2 separate regions of the Mus musculus genome follow, and region 1 is linked to region 2. The links are chromatin loops, found by intact Hi-C in ENCODE. Cell type or tissue: heart. All regions are shown on one strand. Links, peaks and the distances in the headings refer to the core of each region. The heading gives the core; the rest is flanking DNA. Region 1 has its middle 4.7 kb from the start of Wfdc11. Region 2 overlaps Snx21 (sorting nexin family member 21).

The links. A loop is a pair of places that touch in the nucleus more often than their neighbours do. Peaks named below come from ENCODE experiments on the same cell type or tissue, not always from the same donor. Only the 100,000 strongest peaks of a DNase experiment are listed, where the experiment ranks them.
Region 1: a loop joins it to region 2, with 7 times the contacts of the local background. A loop is called at or near these places in 11 of 42 quality-filtered maps.

Annotation. Positions count from the first base shown.
Region 1 is chr2:164,676,556-164,680,944 of GRCm38, reverse strand. No RefSeq gene overlaps it. Among named protein-coding and RNA genes, the nearest start is that of Wfdc11, 4.7 kb to the right of the region's middle. In heart, for the core only: a CTCF peak has its summit at 1,698 (motif pointing left); a DNase peak (open chromatin) is centred at 1,644; H3K4me3 peaks cover 646 bases; H3K27me3 peaks cover 496 bases.
Region 2 is chr2:164,792,587-164,796,975 of GRCm38, reverse strand. Snx21 (sorting nexin family member 21) reads right to left here. Exons shown (of 3, transcript NM_133924.3): 3 at 4,206-4,389. Acot8 (acyl-CoA thioesterase 8) reads left to right here. Exons shown (of 6, transcript NM_133240.2): 4 at 1,167-1,324; 5 at 1,797-1,991; 6 at 3,966-4,208. The coding sequence ends at 4,084. Among named protein-coding and RNA genes, the nearest start is that of Snx21, 8.8 kb to the right of the region's middle. In heart, for the core only: CTCF peaks have their summits at 2,466 (motif pointing right) and 3,594 (motif pointing left); DNase peaks (open chromatin) are centred at 1,875, 2,495 and 3,465; H3K27ac peaks cover 1,441 bases.

The sequences.
Region 1 (4,389 bases), core at 78-4,077, 120 kb after region 2:
GAGCCCAGGGCTTCACTTAGATGAACAGACAAGTCCTTTAACTCATGATCCTCCCAGTTATGGAAATTAACACTCAACATAAACTAAATGGTAAAAGGACTGTTCTGAACCACCAGGTTGCTAAAATGCTAAAATTTGGCTGGAAAACAGGATCGAGGAGACACAGACAGACAGACAGACATACAGACAGACCATGCATCTGCTGCGCGCAGACATTGTGGAAGGCCTGACCTATTTCTACCTTTACAGTTAAAGTGATGAGAAAATACACACAAACTAAGTCTACAGAACTACTAGAACCTTCCTAGTGTTGCAAAGCTGGTGGATTTTAGAGTCAAGATTCAACCTCACAGCTTCCTGAGGACAAAGCCTATGAACATGACTTTGCTACCCAAATGTGTATTGACAGAGCATCTTGGTGTTTCCATGTGGTAATTCTCATTTTTACCTCAGTATCCTCAGGATTTGAGGACGGAGACATAATTTGTTGAGTTAAATGTATTGTTTGAAAAATTAAATGACTTTTTTTACATTATGTTCTCTCTCCATACAGATGTTACATATGAAACATTGACTTGTTTTTTTTAATCTATGAATGTAATACTTCTGTTTATAGTTATTCTTCATCTTGCTATGTCCAGACACTTGGCAAGGAGCAATTTGAGGGAGGAAGGGTTTCATTCTGACTTTTAGTTCAAGGGGCTCAATCCACCACAGTGAGGAGCAGATGGTAGAGTGTGGAGAAGGCATGGGTGACATGAATAGAAGGCCAGGTGTCACATCCATCTGGGCACAGGAAGTAGAGTGTGAAAAGGAAGTGGGATGGGGCAATGAGGCCTCAAGGCTGGGCACCTTTGACCCACGTCCTCTAAGAGGAACTGCCTTCTGAGTTTACACAGCCTTTCAAACAGCACCGCCAGCCTGGGGCCAAGTGTTGGAACACAGGAGCCCTTGGGGAACAATCTACGTGCAAACTACAACATTTTGCTACTTTGATCAAGGAACTACATGTAAAAAAATTGTTCATAAGTGACTCAGGACAATAATAGTCTCAGACACATGAAAAATCATGCGTTTCTTTTCAAATAGTGACACCATAAATGTTTAAATGGATAAGAAAGGACGGCAGAAGACAGAAAACAGAGGTGATTAAAAAAGTGGGGAAAAGATTCTTCTAATTAAATATACACAGAAATTTAAGGATGATACAGCTAATTCAGGATAACTACACACAACGAGGTTTTATTTATTTGGTTTATTTATTTATTTATTTACTTATTTATGTAGGTTTATCTGTCAGTGTGGGGGCCAGGCTACCCAGAGCTGGAGTTACAGGAAGTTGTGAATTACTCGTGACTGTCACTGTGGCACACCATGGGGCTCTGCTATCACCCAGCTGCTGGCTTCTGCTGTAGCTGCCATTACAGCTCCGCTGCCCCTGCCTCTAGTCAGCCCCACACTTTTGTGGTGCTGCCGCGTCTGTAACTTCTATGTCAGCTTGGTCTGCTCTGATAGAAGGTATCAAAGTAAATGAGAAAAGGCGAGAAAAGGCCACTAGGGGCTCAAGAGATGGCTCAGTGGTCAAGAGCACCAGCTGTTCTCACAAAAGGGCGGGGCTTTGGTGTCCCCGTACACCCCCCTCCCCCACCGTGGCTGCTCACGCCCATAACTCCAGCTCTAAGGAATCTGATGCCCTCTTCTGGCCTGCAAAGGCACTGCATGCACGTGATACAAAGACACCTGTGCAGACGAAAATCCAGACACATAAAATTAATTAGTTAAAAATTTAAAAGACACTGAAGATTAGCCTAACTGGGTCTAGTGTTGCAACGCCCGAGGGAACAGCACAGGAAGACAGCACATGGAGTTTAAGCCTGTGTAAACACCCTGAAAAAGATGCTTTCTCACAGCAGGTCTTGTGACTATGAAGATGTGTTTACAATTTTGGCACTGTTCATTGGCATTGCCCTGATAGGCCACCGGGACCAGCTCCCTTCCCTTGGCCTACGTGGAAACCGTTACAGAGGAATTTCAGCATAAAAACTCTTTCACGGAGTTCTGTCTGGGTGACAGTTTCCGGAGCGGGAGCTGTACTAAGACAGCAATCAGCTACGGTTATTGTACGGCTTTCCTAAGGTGTGCACAGTGCTTAAAACGGTTGGCGCTGATCAAAGCCGGTCCAGGTGGATGCTTAATTGGCAGTGGAAGCCAACGCCAGGAGTCTAAGCGGCTCTCAATTATGGAGTCCAAACATTCCGTCCCTAGCCACTTGGCTTTCCGTGAAAAGTTGTCGTTGACATTTATAGTGATAGTGACAGTGTTTGACAGTGTTTCTGTGATGTTAGCACCTGTCCATCACCCCAGGCGAGTGGGGCTCTCTTGTCTAAGAACACACATGGAGGAAAGTATCTCCAAAAATTGGTGTGTGCAAACAGAACATCTCCAAACAGAAAGGACTCTTATATCATCATTCAGGCAAGGATCAATGCACAATGATTGGCAGGTTCTGGGTAATATAAACGCAAACTTCCTGTCTTTTTGTTTATTTGTTAACTTTTGAGATGGAGTTTTCCCTGTGTAGTCCTGGAACTCATTATGAAGACCAGGCTGGCCTAGAATTCACAGAGATCCCCCTGCCTCTGCCTCCCGAGTGCTGGGATTAAAGGTGAGCACCACCACTGCCTGGCATTACAAACTTCCTAGAAGAAAACAGACAGCATCCTGACATTGATCTGGGTATGTGTCATATTGTTCTCGTAATAGTCAGAAACTGGAAACATCCTACATATACCTGAGTGAGGTAACCCAGACCCAGAAAGCCACACATGTTATGCACTCACTGATAAGTGGATATCAGACATAAAGTCCAGGATAACCCACAGACCCAAATAAGCTAAGTTACAGTGCAGGGGATGGACCTCTGACACCCACACACATTTGTAAAAGATGTGCCGCTTGTCTGCATATGAGTCCCCTAAAAATTGAAAAGCCGACTGTGTCTGACTCTATTGCTTGTCCTTGGACCCCCTGCCCCCCTAGCTGTGCTGCCTTGTCTGGCTTCAGTGGGAGAGGATGCCCTTAGTCCTGCTGCGACTTGATGAGCCGGGGAGAGTTGGCACCCATGTTGGGGCTTCCCCTTCTCTGGGGAGGAACCGAGGGGGTAGTGCAGAAGGGATGTGTGAGGGTCAAACTGGACGGAGAGAAGGAAGGGGATGGGATGTGAATGAATAGATAAATAAAACTATATCCTAAAATTATGGGGGAAAACCCCAAAACGAAAGCTTTGTTTTCTAAGTGTTCAGGGAGGCGGTGGCCAGTTTGGGATCTGAAGGGAGGTTGTACAACATTTTTAAAGGATGGGAACACAAATCGAGGGAGGAACTCGGGGGAGCTGCAGTGTTACCCAATTGTATTTTGACATCATGGGATCAGCAAGGGAGTACCCGTTGGAGACTGGGCGATATCCAGGGCACCTGGCTTCAAGGTCATTAATTCATTCTCCTAGACATTAGGTCTAGAGCTCAGGGTCATATAGGGATAAAGGAGCCAGTCAGCTGCATGTAGTTAATTAGGGCATAGCGGGCAATGGTTATGTATTTTTACAATTTATGCACCTTGGTTTAGATAACAGTAACTTCTGTACTCCTTATCGGTTAACAGACAATTAAGAAAACATTGGAGAAGTGAGATAGGCGTTTGTTCCTAGGCCTGGGAACATGAACTTGATTGACCCTGTCAGCAAGATGGAGAAGTTGTCCTTGGGACATCTGGACTCCTACAACTGTTTACAACAGACGCTGTTCAGCTGTGGGACGTCTCCTGCTCCCCTAGGGCCTGGGACCTTGAATTTAGTTTCTCCCTTGGAATCCAGTCTGAAAACGAAATGGTAGTACTTAGACCAAGTTTCTTTTGCTGGGTCCCAACAAACGCAACAAAGTATCTAGACGGGCAAATTCAAAAGCTTCTGTCCAGCAAACGAAGCAGCGGGGTAGAGAAGCAGCCCACAGAGGGCAAACACTTGACAATACTGACCCTGCCGGGAGCCATGGTCAGAGTGTAAAGAATGACGCCATAAGCCCTGTTAAGATGTGCAGAGAGCAGAGGCAGGCTGGAGAGATGTCTCAGTGGTGCGGAGCACTGGTTCTCTCCCAGGGAATCCTTGTTTGATTCTCAGCTCCCATATGGTGGCTCACAATCATATGCAACTCCAGCCCTAGGGGATGCCCTCTTTTGGTCTCTACAGTCATCAGGCATGCAAACCAGGCACTAACATACATATAGGCAAAACACCCAGACACATAAAATAAACAAATAAATAAGATTTAAGAGATATTCAGAGAAAGCTTTATTTGGTGACACACACCTATAATCCCAGTATTTAGGTGGACT
Region 2 (4,389 bases), core at 233-4,232:
CCATCCCCCAACCTCGCATGGTCCTAGATTCTTCATACGGGAGCAGTCATTTCTCCAGCTATGTTGCTTGTGTTGGATACTGGGGTGGTAGCAGCAGGGCATGAGGGATGGGTGTGGGTTCAGGAGACTGAATGGCCAGGATTCAAGTCTAGACTCTGTCCCTGATAGCTGTGTGAGTTTGGGCCAATGCTCACCCACTTAAATCCATACATTTGGTTATGACTTGAGCTAATCATAACTCCCACCTCAAGGTTGCTTTGAGAATTCAGTAAGAGGTGTATGGCACTTAGCTATGTAGGGGTGTGTGAGGCTTCGTGTGTGCAGAAATAAAAATAATGTATCATTGCTAAAGGAGCCTGACTTCAGGACTGTGCTCCTCAATAAGGTAGTAATGACCCTATAGGCTGCCTTAAGCTTATGAAATAGAACGAACAGTTCTTTTGTGTGTGTGGTGCTAGGGATCAAATTCCCCAGGGCTTGGTGCATGCTAGGCCGGCTCCTCATCCCACACTCTTCATTGATCTTGTTCTCTGGGTACAGCAGCCACATTGCAGGTTCTTAGTCTCATGTGGCTTAGTGGCTGCCACTGTGGACAGTACAGATGAACAGTCCACCAGACTGGTGGGTGGGAGCGGCAGAGCCTACTAAGTACTGAGGGTTCCATGGAAGTGGTGTCACCCGGCACAGTGCTTCCGACTGCTTAGATAGAGAATGCAGACACATCAGGAGGTCTCTGGAATGTCCAGTGATGAAGTGGTTAGATACATGAACTGCCTGATACCAGATCTCCCTCCATGCTCTGAGCAAGCCACCTGGGTTCCTGTGCTCACCTCTTACCAGCTGACCACACTTGCCAAATGACGTTGTGTCAGGGCTTGAGTTGTGGTTGTGTGCAGTGCTTGGATCAGTGCCTAGGCCTTAGCTGTGTCTGTTTGCTATGAGACAGGTCACATTATTACTGTCATGTTACAGGAGGGAAAAATCGGCTCAGAGAGATGACTAACTTCCCAAGGCTGAAGGGACGGGGAAGGGATTCATAGACTATATTGTTTGTCAGCACCATGAGGAGGCTTTGCAGAGCCCCCGTGGCAAATGGTGTGGATCAGAGGGGCAGCAGAGAGACGCCCCACCTCCCTGGATATCCTTGTTCCTGTGTTTACTTCCAGGGACCCTAACCTTCACAAGAAGTATCGAGTGGGGCTGAACCGAGTTGCTGCCCAGGAGGTACCTATTGAGATCAAGGTGGTGAACCCACCCACCCTGACCCAGCTGCAGGCACTGGAGCCCAAACAGATGTTCTGGGTGCGTGCCCGGGGCTACATTGGTAAGATGACCCACAATTCGGAGGAATGCACTTCAGGAGTCTAGGCCTTGCCACACTCATTGCCCTCTGTGGCTTGGCTATACCACTCTCTGGCCTGTTTCCTAATCTCTTACCAGAGTCCTTACCCTTTAACATGAGAACCATTGTTGGACCTTTCTGGGGAGAAGCAAGCTACCATGCTGAAATTCTTACCTAGGTCAGCAGCTAACAATGGATGTCTTTGTGCAAATTGGTTCTAGGACCAGAGAGAGTGGCTGGGGCGAGAGACTTGGGAAGAGCGGGTTTACATTTAACTTACCTCTGTCCTCTCTTAGTCCTTCCTTATCCTTACACACAAAGCCCCTACTTGGGTCAGGTGCCCTTGCACAATGACTCATTTGTGTATGGCAGCCCCTTTCTCCCCCACCTCCCTGCAGGTCCTGAGCTGGAAAAGCCAGGAGCCCAGGGCTGATGGGATTGGGACCTGTTGCAGGGGAAGGTGACATCAAGATGCATTGCTGTGTGGCTGCTTATATCTCTGACTACGCCTTCCTGGGTACAGCACTGCTGCCCCACCAGTCCAAGTATAAGGTGAACTTCATGGCGTCACTGGATCACTCCATGTGGTTTCATGCCCCATTCCGAGCCGACCACTGGATGCTGTACGAGTGTGAGAGCCCCTGGGCTGGTGAGTGTGGGCCCAGGGTCCGTGTCTGTAGGATGAGAGGGAACCTGCTTGGTTTTTAGATGATGCTGCCTCTCTGCCTCTCGCCACTTCCTGGGGCTGCTGCACAGGCTTCTTGCACTGTGGCCCCTCTTAGTATTTGTGCTGTCCTCAAAAATTTAGGAACATCCAGGAACGACTGACTTTATCTGAGACCATTACAGGTGGCCAGGCAACTTTAGATCCCCTGTGTGAACTTGGGCAAATCCGTTTTGAAGCTTCTTTTGGTTTTGATTTTTGAAACCAACCAGAGTCTCATGTACCCTTGCTGGTCCTGAGCTCTATATGGAGTAGAGCCCAGCCTTGAATTCATGCTCCTCCTGGCTCCACGTCCCAAGTGCTGGGAGCCACTGTATCCTGCTTCTCGGTTTTTTCATCTGGATAAATAGGCTTATGTTAGACTGCACCATCTAAACCCCAGAAGCCACCAGACTGCCACTAGAGGGAGCTGTTTCTAAGCAGATTGCATTGTGCCCCCGCAGGTCCTGGAGCAGGTCCAGCAAAGTGCCTTGTCTTTTTAGAGTCACATGTATCTTAGGTTAGCCTTGAGCTCACTCTGTAACTGAAGGTGACTGCGGGGATCGAATCCAGGCCCCTTGTATGCTAGGCAAGCACCCTGTTAACTGAGTTACAGCCTCAGAAAACTGGGCTTTTGGCTTTTTCTGTTTTTTTTTTTTGTTTTGTTTTGTTTTTTGTTTTTTTTTTTTGTTTTTTTTTTTTTTTTGAGATAGGGTTTCTCTGTATAGCCCTAGCTGTCCTGGAACTCACTCTGTAGACTAGGCTGGCCTCGAGCTCAGAAATCCACCTGCCCTTGCCTCCCAAGTGCTGAGATTAAACACTTCCCAGCACGGTTTTGGTTTTTCAAGATAGGTTTTCTCTGTGTAGCTCTGGCTTGCTTGGAACCTGCTTCTGTAGACCAGGCTGGCCTTGAACTTACAGGGATCCATCTGCCTCTGCATCTTGAGTGTTGAGATTAAATGTGTGCACTGCCACCACCTGGCTATAAACTGTATTTCTAAGGAGCTCCCTGAGTGATTCTGTGAGTTAGCACAGTGGGGCAGGGCACTGTGGTCTGTAGGGGCACCACTTCTAGATGCTCCTTGTAGGGGACAGAGAGAAACCCAGACTCCACAAAGTCTCCTGTTAGAACCTGGCTTCTTTTATAGTAAAGTACACTTCAAAGGAAGAAAAGCTTTGCTTTATAAATGGATGAAGCTTAAGCTGCTCCTTATGGTCAGGAAAGGGTTACTCGAGTACAGACACCATCGCTGCGCAGGATTCGTGACCTTGAAGTTAGGACACTCAGTCAGCTTTGGCCTGATCCTCGGGGCCGAGTTCCTGAGCCTGGTTGTACTTTAGTGTCATTGTCTGGAAAACAGGACAGGGAGTGACGCTCACACCCTGTGGCTAAAGCAGACCTCAGTGGGCTCTGCTGTGTCACCTGAAGCTAGCCTCCTGAGGATAACTAGGCCAGGCTCAGAGCCACCAAGGGAAAGATAGAGAAAGGAGGCCACACACTTTGAGGGCTCTAGATCCTCTCAGGTGCACCCTCCCCCTTGTGGTGGTGTGGGTGAATTACCAGCTGGAAGGACTTGGCTTTGTGTGTCAGAAAGGAAAGAATGGGATTCTGACAGGTGGCCAGAGATGTGGCAGTCTGCTTGGCCAAGCCTTTGGAGACTTGTCAGAGCCCCTCTGATCTTTTTGAGAAGTGAGCAGATACGTGAAAGTGCTTTTAAACCATCAAGTGGTGCTGGGGTGTGAGGATCCCTCCAACCCCCGGTGACTATAATAGGCTCACACAGGGGCACTTGGCACTTTGGAATCATGATGTTCCAGTGTGCGGTTGTATGGGGACAGCTCTGCCCTGTGTCAGATCCTTTGCAGGCAAAGCACGCTTGTGCTGAAGCAGGGGCCATCTCACCTTCTCCTTGCTTACAGGTGGCTCTCGAGGGCTGGTGCATGGGCGGCTGTGGCGTCGGGATGGGGTCCTTGCTGTGACCTGTGCCCAGGAGGGTGTGATCCGATTGAAGCCTCAGGTGTCAGAGAGTAAGCTATAGTGAAAGATGCCTGGCTCGGCCTGGGGCTAAAAGGACTTTGCACTGCCATTTCTGAGGCAGGAGTCACAGTTGAGAGCTGGGCTTCCTGCCTCTTACATACAATAAAGAGATTGCTAACACTGGAGTAGCTGACCTTTAATAGAACTACAGCCCTCCCCGTGCCTCTGACTTCCAGGACTACAGTCGCAGTCCCCAGCCCTTCACCAAACTGTTTCACTGGTTTAGAGGCCCATGGATACAGAGACATACTGATTCTGACCTTGGCCACAGCCTCCAGCTGTGGTAGGCTGAAGAGCCCATGCCAA